Linked DNA regions of Homo sapiens: region 1 is linked to region 2. The links are chromatin loops, found by intact Hi-C in ENCODE. Cell type or tissue: body of pancreas. All regions are shown on one strand. Links, peaks and the distances in the headings refer to the core of each region. The heading gives the core; the rest is flanking DNA.

Region 1 (5,373 bases), core at 122-5,121, 210 kb before region 2:
CCACTCACTCAAGAACTGTGTTCAAATCAACAACTTGTTTGTGAGGGAAAAGCATTACATTATGTCCTTCTCACTTTCCTAGGTTTCCTTTTTTTTTTTTTTTTTTTTGAGATGGAATCTCACTCTGTCACCCAGGCTGTCGTGCAGTGGCATGATCTGGGCTCACTGCAAGCTCCACCTCCCAGGTTCACGCCATTCTCCTGCCTCAGCCTCCCGAGTAGCTGGGAATACAGGTGCCTGCCACCACGCCCGGCTATTTTTTTGTATTTTCAGTAGAGACGGGGTTTCACAGTGTTAGCCAGGATGGTCTCGATCTCCTGACCTCATGATCCGCCCACCTCGGCCTCCCAAAGTGCTGGAATTACAGGTGTGAGTCGCCGTGCCTGGCCTTTTTTTTTTTTTTTTTTTTTTGACATAGACTCTTGCTCTGTCATCCAAGCTGGAGTGCAGTGGCATGATCTTGGCTCATCACAACCTCTGCCTCCCAGGTTCAAGCGATTCTCCTGCCTCAGCCTCCTGAATAGCTGGGATTACAGGCATCCACCACCATGCCTGGCTAATTTTGTATTTTTAGTACAGACGGGGTTTCACCATGTTGGCCAGGCTGGTCTCGAACTCCTGACCTCCAGTGAGTTGCCCACCTCGGCTTCCCAAAGTGCTGGGATTACAGGTGTGAGCCACCGCGCCTGGCCCCTAGGTTTCCTTTCTTTCCAGGGCCGTGATTCTTCCAACTCTGACTGCCAATGCCTTCCAAGCAAGGGTGGTTTTTCACTCTTCCAATTTTGTCCAGCTTTTCTATTTGTTCTTGGTGGGAGAATAAATCTGCAATAAGCTAGCCTGCCATCATTAGAAATACATATTCCAGCTGGGTGCAGTGGCTCACGCCTGTAATCTCAGCACTTTGGGAGGCTGAGGTGGTTGGATCACCTGAGGTCAGGAGTTCGAGACCAGCCTGGCCAATATGGCAAAGCCCTATCTCTACTAAGAATACAAAAAATTAGCCAGGCATGGTAGCGGGCGCCTGTAATCCCAGCTACTTGAGAGGCTGAGGCAGGAGAATCACTTGAACCCGGGAGGCAGAGGTTGCAGTGAGCCGAGATTGCGCCATTGCATTCCAGCCTCAGCAACAAAAGTGAAACTCCATCTCAAAAAAAAAAAAGAAAAAGAAAAGAAAAGAAAAAGAAAAAGAAATAGATATCCCTGTTGTATTTTTTTAAAGTGAGATTTAGCCAGGTGTGGTGGCTCACACCTGTAATCCCAGTACTTTCGGAGGCCGAGGTGGGAGGATCACCTGAGGTTAGGAGTTCAAGACCAGTCTGGCCAACATGGCAAAACCCTGCCTCTACTACAAATACAAAAATTAGCTGGGCATGGTGGTGCACGCCTGTGATCCCAGCTACTAGGGAGGCTGAGGCAGGAGAATCGCTTGAATCTAGGAGGTGGAGGTTGGAGGTTGCAGTGAGCTGAGATCAGCCACTGCACTCCAGTCTGGGTGACAGAGCAAGACTCTGTCTAAAAAAAAAAAAAAGAAAGAAAGAAAAAGAAAAGAAATAGATATCCCTGTTGTATTTTTAAAGTGAGATTTGGCTGGGTGCCATGGCTCACGCCTGTAATCCCAAAACTTTGGAGGCTGAGCCAGGAGGGTCACTTGAAGCTCGGAGTTTGAGACCAGCCTGGGCAACATAGAAGACCCCATCCCTACAAAAAAGAAAAAAGTAAAAAAAATAGCCAAGTGTGATAGCATGCATGTACATTCCCAGCTACTCAGGAGTCTGAGGCAAGAGGATTGCTTGAGCCAACGGGTTCGAGGCTGCAGTGAGCTATAGATCATACTACTCCAGCCTGGGTAACAGAGTGAGATCCTGTCTCAAAAATAAAAGTTAAAAAATAACAGGCTCATGCCTGTTATCCCAGCACTTTGGGAGGCTGATTTGGGGCTGGGGGTGATTTGGGGCTGGGAAGTAATGTAAACAATTGGGAGACTGAAGGAGGGAGTCACACAGCAAGTACGTGCTGGAGGAGCTGGGATTTGAAGCCAGGATTTGAAGCAGGGATTTTTCAGACACAAGGAGTGAAGACGCTGATAAAGGAGCTTCCACCACGAGGGGGCAGCACCTGCACGGATGAGCACTCGTTGACACACACACACCATACCCCACACTTGGGTACAGAGAGAAAGGTGATGTGGCTCAATGCCTGCAATCCCAGCACTTTGCGAGGCCGCGGCAGGAGGATCGCTTGTGCCTGGGAGTTTTGAGACCAGCCTGGGCAACATAGTGAGACCCCAGCTCTACAAAAAATACAAAACTTAGCCAGTGTGGTGGCACACACCTGTAGTCCTAGCTACTCAGGAGGCTGAGGCCGGAGGATCCCTTGAGACCGGGAGTTGGAGGCTGCAGTGAGCTGTGGTCACGCCATTGCACTCCAGCCTGGGTGACAGAGCAAGACCCATCTCAAAACTAACAAACAACAAACAAAAAACAGAAACAGATGAAGACACAAATATGTAGAAACACAGAAACCCAGGCGGACACCAAAACCACCTCATAGATACTAGAAACAGATCTCCCCAAGACACAGATGAGTCATGTAGTTAAATCTGACCTCACGGATACCAATGGGCTTCACACACACACACACACACACACACACACACACACACACACACACAGACAATCACAGAGACACTTTTAAAACTATCTAGATAATCAAATACACCCCCACATTGACAAGCTGATATTCAGAACTCACCCTGAAACACAGAATCACAAACCCAAAAGCACGTGCTCTCTACACAACATGGAAATGCATCATCAAACCCACCAAGACGATGGCACGCACACACACACAAACACTCAGACATCCATGCACACCCAGGCTCCCCGAGGGACCCAGTTTGTACTTGTATTTCCCTAAGATTGTCTTGTCCAGCCAGGGTAAGAGGCCTGTAAGACTGGGTTTAAGGGACAGAGGGTGCTAAAGGGCTTGGCTTCTCCTCAAACCAGGGGTCCCTGGGCCCCTGAGCTGGAAACCCCAGCCCCCCTGCTGAAGCCCCAGGCTTCTATCAGCTGATGTATCTGGCAGACCTTGGAGGCAGTCTCCGCCCCTCTTACTGGCAGCCCCATCCTGGCAGGGATTCCCAGGCCAGCTCACACTCAAGCTCTCACACGCACGCATGGCCCCCATGGCTGACTCGGTGCTCAACCACTCCTGGCCGGCCTTCTCCAAGCTGTGGCTGAAGCGGTGGGCCTTCAAGAGAGGTAAGCAGCTGGCAGTGACCAGCGGGAGCCATCCACCCAGGTGGGGATCCCAGGACAGCCTGCCCGCCATCCCCCTTCGAGCTTTTTCTTGGCTGCAGTACAGACTCTGCTGGCATCGGCCCTGGATTCCATGACCCCTGATTCTCCAGGGCCCCCTGGAATTATCACAGACTTGTGGGGTCCCTCTTGTTTCAGAGGAAATGTCTCCCAAGACTTGGCCAGGAATTTGTCTCGGGCGGTAAATTTGCAGAAAGAAAGTCCGCCCTCTTAACTCAGCCGCTGAACTCCTCAGGGGCAGCCCAGCGATCTCCTGGGGGTCCCAGATGCTGTTGGTTTCTGGCCCAGCTGCAGGACAGGAGGCTCAGGGCAGAAACAAAAACGGGGGGATTAGAGGCTCTGGGGCACACACCTCCCTCCAACACACATACACACACACATCGGCTGGTGCTCTCTCTCTCAACCCCCAGGGTCCCCAGGCCTCAGGTGACCTCTCTGGGGACTGATAACAGCCTTTATTATGTCATCAAAGGCCTGAGTGAACTGTTGTTGCAAAGAGAGACACTTTTTCTTTTTTTTTTTTTTTCTGAGACCGAGTCTCATTCGGTCGCCGAGGCTGGAGTGCAGTGGCGCGATCTCAGCTCATTACTGCAAACTCTGCCTCCAGGGTTCAATTCATTCTCCTGCCTCAGCCTTTCGGGTAGCTGGAATTACAGGTGCCCCCCACCACACCTGGCTAATTTATATATTTTTCGTAGAGACGGGGTTTCACCATGTTGATCAGGCTGGTCTCGAACTCCTGACCGCAGGTGATCCACCTGCCTCGGCCTCCCAAAGTGCTGGGATTATAGGTGTGAGCCAGCGCGCCCAGCCATCAAAGAGACACTTCTTAATGCTCAAGAGTTTAGCCCTTGAAGATAACCAGATGATGTCCTGGTACGTAGGGCATGAGAGGACAGTGCTGGACAATATCATAAAAGCTGGTCATGCACTCATTGCCTCATGGGTTTTCTTGTCTCCGGCTCCCCACTGCCCATATGAGCGCCTCCTGGTCAGGCCAGCCGCATCGCTTAGCCTGCATGACTTGTTAGTCACAGCCACCATCACCTGCATGAGCCACGTACTTGTTCAAGGTAGCAGTGAGTTTTCATGAAAGAGGGGGCCAATGTGAAGATTCGTTAGCTCATTCATTCCACTGACCCTCCTTGAAGGCTCATTGTGTACCAGGCACTGTGCCGGGGTCAGGGAGCAGATGGGAGTGCCAGGGGACCCAAGGGCTGGGGTTAGGGGGAGAGAGGATGGCCTGGGAACTGGGATGCAATAGAAGAGTAATCATCAGGATAAAAGTTGTTGGTGGCTGTTGAGCTCTCATGAAGTTGGGCTCAGAGAGGTTGAGCGACTTGCTCGAGGTCACACAGCAAGTATATGCTGGAGGAACCGGGATTTGAAGCCGATTCTGTGTGAGGCCACTTTGATGTGTTCTGACTGATGAACAAAGCTGCCAGTGTGGGCAGCTGGAGTGCCTGGGGAGGGTTTTTAGATCCAACGGTGGATGGCGATCCTGAAGAATCAGTGTATCTGCCATGGATTACCAAAGTGTCTGCCTGTGACCCAGGTCCCTAAGAAGTTCTGTCCCTCTTGTGGCTGCTCAGCTCACCCTGTCTCCCTGCCCAGGCAGTTGAGGCTGGGATTTATATGCTAGCAGGTGGGGGAGTGAGCTGTGGGAACTGACAGTGACTCTTAAACCCTTTTATGGCTGATGCTGTGGGGGCTGATAGTGGAGGAGGCTGCCTGGGACTGAATCCAGGCTGATGGACAGCTCCTTGGAGAGAAGCATGGGGGTGGGGAGCAGGGTGCATCCCCAACAGAGCCCCTTTCCCTGAGGCCTCATTTCTCCTCTGGCTTAGCTCCCCTGGGAGAGTGACTCCCTTACAGCGTGTCTCCTGTCATCAGCCTTGGAAAGCAGGGAAGAATGGCCTTTTTGTCACCCTCTTAAGCTCTGTAATTGGCTGTCTGGGCACCTAATAGGAATTTCCCGGGGAAAGGGTGGGATTGGACTTGGGGTGGCAAGTAAGGCTTGAGAGAGGAGAACTGAGACCTTCAGTGAAGGGTCCCA
Region 2 (5,373 bases), core at 146-5,145:
AATACTTTTATCTCACTGCTCATTGGCTAGAAAAAGTCACATGGTCCTACCCAACTGTAAGTGGCCAGGAAAAAACAGCCCTACCATGTGCCCAGAAGAGAGAGCATTGGAAATATTTGGTGATCATCACTAATGATCAACAGGCTGGGCTGCAGTAGCTCACGCCTGTAATCCAAGCACTTTGAGAGGCCGAGGCGAGTGGATTGCTTGAGCTCAGTAGTTCGACATCAGCCTGGGCAACATGGCAAAACCCCATCTCTATCAGAAATACAAAAAATTAGCCAGGCATGGTGGTGTGAGCCCGAAATCCCAGATCCTAGGGAGGCTGAGGTAGGAGGATCACTTGAGCCAAGGGAGGTCTAGGCTGCAGTGAGCCATGATCATGCCACTGCACTCCAGCCTGGGCAATAGGGCGAGACCCTGTCTCAAAAAATTAAAATAAAAACAAACAAAAAACAAACTATTGACTAACAGAGTTGGAACTGAGCCTCAACTGGACCTTCCTGGACTCTCTAGGCTACCCCTCTCTGGTTCCAGAGCTTGAGACTCAGCTAGCGCCAAGAAATTTTGAGGTTACAGTGAGGACCTGGGTTCAGGGTCAGGGGCCCTGTCCTGCAATCCACAGGAGCTGGCCACGAGGTGTGGACCCAAGAGACTGATAAAGTCACATTCTCAAGAGTGTTTTCTTGGTCTCTCTCTCTCTGTCTCTCTCTGTCTCTCTCTGTCTGTCTCTCTGTCTCTCTCTCCCCCTCTCCCTCTCCCTCTCCTCTTTTTCTTTCTTTCTTTGACAGAGTCTCTATCTGTCACCCAGGCTGGAGTGCAGTTGTGTGATCTCGCCTTAGCGCAACCTCCACCTCCTGGGCTCAAGTGATTCTCCCACCTCAGCTTCCTGAATAGCTGAGATTATAGGTGCATGCCACCATGCCCAGCTAATTTTCTTTTTAATTCTTAGTAGAGATGGGGTTTTGCCATGTTGGCCAAGCTGATCTTGAACTCCTGACCTCAAGAAATCTGCCTGCCTTGGCCTCCCAAAATGCTGGGATTACAGGCATGAGCCACCGCACCCAGCCTCTTGGTGTGTTTGTTGCCCAGTGTCTGGAAATGGCCATGTAGAGGTTGGACAGGGAAGAACCAACCTGGTCAGGCTGTAGGACATCTTTTGGCCACCCAGGCCAAGTGCAGTGGCTCATACTTGTAATCCCAACACTTTGGGAGGCCAAAGCAGGAGGATCGCTTGAGGCCAGGGGTTCAAGACCAGCCTGGGTGACATAGTGAGACTCTGACTCTATGAAAAATATTAAAAGTAGCTGAGTGTGAGGGTGGGCTTCTGTAGTCCCAGCTACTTGGGAAGCTGAAGTTAGAAGATCGCTTGAGCCCAGGAGTTAGAGGCTGCAGTGAGCTATAATTGCACCACTGCACTCCAGCCTGGGCAACAGAGTAAAACCTTTTATAAAAATAATATTAATAATAAGTTTAGGCCAGGCACAGTGGCTCATGCCTGTAATCTCAGTACTTTGGGAGGCCAAGGCAGGTAGGTCACTTGATGCCAGGAGTTGGAGACCAGCCTGGCCAACATGGTGAAACCCCTTCTCTACTAAAAATACAAAATAGCTGGATGTGGTGGTGCGTGCCTGTAATCCCAGCTTCTTGCGAGGCTGAGGCACGAGAATTGCTTGAACCTGGGAGGCAGAGATTACAATGAGCCGAGATCATGCCACTACGCTCCAGCCTGGGTGACAGAATAAGCCTCTATCTCAAAAAATAAATAAACAAATTAAAAAAAATAAGAGGCTGGGCATGGCGGCTCACACCTGTAATCCCAGCACTTTGGGAGGCTAAGGCAGGAGGATTGCTTGAGCCCAGGAGTTTGAGGCTGCAGTGATCTATTATCACACCACTACACTCCAGCCTGGGTGACAGAGCAAGACCCTATCTCTGAAACAAAAATAATAACAAAAAAAGCAAAAAACAGGGAATTTTCCTTTCCTTCTTTATTGCCAGAAAGGAAAAAAAAAATCAGGGTCCTACATTTGCACAGATTGGCAGGTTCTGCCCATTGCTAGCCAGCTGACCTTGGGCTTCCCTTCCCCCATTCTCAAATTTGTCACCTGTGTATTCTACCTAATTTTAGTCCCAGTGGGTTGCTTTGTAATTTATCTTTATTTTTATTTTTTTGAGATGGAGTTTTGTTCTTGTTGCCCAGGCTTGAGTGCAATGGCATGATCTTGGCTCACCACAACCTCCGTCTCAGCTCACCGCAACCTCTGCCTCTGGAGTTAAAGCGATTCTCCTGCCTCAGCCTCCCGAGTAGCAGGGATTGCAGGCATGTGCCGCCACACTTGGCTAATTTTGTATTTTTAGTAGAGACAGGGTTTCTACATGTTGGTGAGGCTGGTCTTGAACTCCCGACCTCAGACGATCTTCCCACTTTGGCCTCCCAAACTGCTGGGATTACAGGCGTGAGCCACCATGCCCGACCTGTGATCTAAATAAAAGGAAACAGGCTGGGCGTGGTGGCTCACACCTGTAATCCCAGCACTTTGGGGGGCCAAAGTGGGAGGATCGCTTGACGTCAGGAGTTCGAAACCAGCCTGGGTAACATAGTGAGACCCCCCCCCCCGTCTCTAATAAAGAATAATACATTAATAAAATAAAATAGGCCAGGCACGGTGGCTCACGCCTGTAATCCCAGCACTTCGAGAGGCCAAGACGGGTGGGATCACCTGAGGTCAGGAGTTCGAGACCAGCCTGGCCAACATGGTGAAACCCCGTCTTTACTAAAAATACAAAAATTAGCTGGGCGTGGAGACGCACGCCTGTAATCCCAGCTACTCAGGAGGCTGAGGCAGGAGAATCGCTCGAACCCAGGAGGCAGAGGTTGCAGTGAGCTAAGATCGTGCCACTGCGCTCCAGCCTGGGCGACAGAGCAGGACACCGTCTCAAAAAAATTAATAATAAAATAAAACTAAGATAAAACAAAACAGAGCTCCTTGCAGGAGGAAACTGACGCACACACCTACCTGGACCAGATTCTTACTTTTCTGCCACCAGGGGGCGGTCCTGCTATGGCGTTCAGGCGTCTGGCTCCGGGGTGGAGCTTTGCTGACTAGGGGAGGGTTAAGCACCGAGTAGCTGTGGGCTGACTTACTGCTTTTTTTTTTTTTTTTTTTGTCGTTTAGAATTAACATTTATTGGAAAGGAGGGGAGGGGAGGGAGTACTGTTCTCATTATAAAATCATTACCTGTGTGCTTCAGCCAGGTGCAGTGGCTCATGCCTGTAATCCCAGCACTTTGGGAGGCTGAGGCAGGTGGATCACTTGAGGTCAGGAGTTCGAGACCAGCCTGGACAAGAAGATGAAACCCCGTATCTACTAAAAATACAAAAAATTTAGCCGGGCGTGGTGGTGGTCGCCTGTAATCCCAGCTACTCGGGAGGCTGAGGCAGGAGAATCACTTGAACCCAGGAGGTGGAGGTTGCAGTGATCTGAGATCACACCACTGCACTCCAGCCTGGGCAACAGAGTGAGACTCCATCTCAAACAAACAAACCCACAAACAAATTATTACTTGTGTGCTTAGAACAAATTTATAAAACAAATGCAACATAAACATAAAGGTAATATGTGTTCATTTGGAAATATATGTTCATGGAAAGCAGAGTGTAAAAAAAGAAAAGGTCACAGGAATTCCACCGCCTGGATGTGAACACTGCTAATACTCCCTTCTTTTTTCCCAATTTCCTTCCTTTTGTTTTGTTTTGTTCTGTTTTGTTTTTTGAGATGAAGTCTCACTCTGTCGCCCAGGCTGGTGTGCAGTGGTTTGATCTCGGCTCACTGCAACCTCCGCCTCCCGGGTTCAAGCGATTCTCCTGTCTCAGTCTCCTGAGTAGCTGGGATTACAGGCATAAGCCACCATGCCCAGCTAATTTTTGTATTTTTAGTAGAGATGGGGTTTCACCATGTTGGCCAGCTGGTCTTGAACTCCTGACCTCAGGTGATCTGCCCACCTTAGCCTCCCAAAGCAATGGGATTACAGGCGTGAGCCCCAGTGCCTGGCCCAGAGTCAGTTTTTTATTCTGCAATCAATTTAAATGTCCTAGATTTGCTTTTATTGCAAGTCAGTGCCTTGAAAGAAAAGATGAGAGCGTTTGATGACATGAAAACATGCTTAACAAAGACAGAAGACAAACAAAGCCAATAGCCTGGAAGGAAATATTTGTCACATAAATTAGGCAGATGATCGAGCTTTGTTCATGTTTATTGAACACTTACTATTATATATACCAGCCATTGTTTGGGGGGGGTTGTATTTATCAAATAACTTAATTTTTAGCCCTTTGATATAGGTAGTATTATTATTTCCTTTTTTATCTTTTTGGTGTTTTTGTTGGTGTTCTTGCTGTTTTTGAGAATGGGTACCGCTCTGTCGCCCAGGCTGGAGTGCTATTGGGCAATCATATCTCACAGCAGCCTCGACCTCCTGGGCTCAAGCAATCCTCCCACCTCAGCCTCCCCAGTAGCTGAGACTACAGGCCCCTGTCACCACACCTGACTAATTTGTTTTATTTTTTCAAAGTGAGATGGCGGAGGCGGGTGGGGGGTCTCACTTTGTTGCCCAGGCCGGCCTCGAACTCCTGGGCTCCAGCGATCCTCCTGCCTCAGCTTCCCAAAGTGCTGGGATTACAGGTGTGAGCCACCATGCCCGGCCAGTTTTCACTTCTTAATTTGGCAAATGCTAAAAATATTAACACATCCAGTCACACTGAAAGTTGGGTGAATAAGAAACATCTTCACAGTGTTAGGCTGGGAAACTGTCAATTATGGAGATTTTAGGGGGAAGGGAATTTGACTGTCATCATGCAACAAATTTTTTTTTTTTTTTTTTTGAGACGGAGTCTCGCTCTGTCGCCCAGGCTGGAGTGCAGTGGCGTGATCTCGGCTCACTGCAAGCTCCGCCTCCTGGGTTCATGCCCTTCTCCTGCCTCAGCCTCCCAAGGAGCTGGGACTACAGGCGCCCGCCGCCACGCCCGGCTAATTTTTTGTATTTTGAGTAGAGACGGGGTTTCACCATGTTAACCAGGATGGTCTCGATCTCCTGACCTTGTGATCCGCCCGCCTTGGCCTCCCAGTAAACAACAAATATAAAGCGCATAACTTTTGACCTAGCCGGGTTTCGTCCAACAATCAATCCTCTATAAACGCATGCGTCTAAAGATGTGTGTTCCTCACAGCGCTTTTCTGCAATGATGCCGTTGCTTATAAAAGTGAAAATTGGAAAACAGTCTCAGTGACTGACAACAGAGGCATAGTTTAATAAATTAGGGCACAGTACCTTACGGGAATGCTCTGAAGCCATTAACAAGAATGAAACAGA

What was found. Peaks named below come from ENCODE experiments on the same cell type or tissue, not always from the same donor. Only the 100,000 strongest peaks of a DNase experiment are listed, where the experiment ranks them.
Region 1: a loop joins it to region 2, with 2.5 times the contacts of the local background. A loop is called at or near these places in 3 of 110 quality-filtered maps.

The regions. Positions count from the first base shown.
Region 1 is chr19:7,352,444-7,357,816 of GRCh38, forward strand. All of the region lies in intron 1 of ARHGEF18 (Rho/Rac guanine nucleotide exchange factor 18), which reads left to right. Among named protein-coding and RNA genes, the nearest start is that of ARHGEF18, 6.2 kb to the left of the region's middle. RefSeq lists a silencer at 2,020-2,139. In body of pancreas, for the core only: a CTCF peak has its summit at 2,108 (motif pointing right); a DNase peak (open chromatin) is centred at 2,108.
Region 2 is chr19:7,565,506-7,570,878 of GRCh38, forward strand. No RefSeq gene overlaps it. Among named protein-coding and RNA genes, the nearest start is that of CAMSAP3, 28 kb to the right of the region's middle. In body of pancreas, for the core only: a CTCF peak has its summit at 3,054 (motif pointing right); a DNase peak (open chromatin) is centred at 3,076.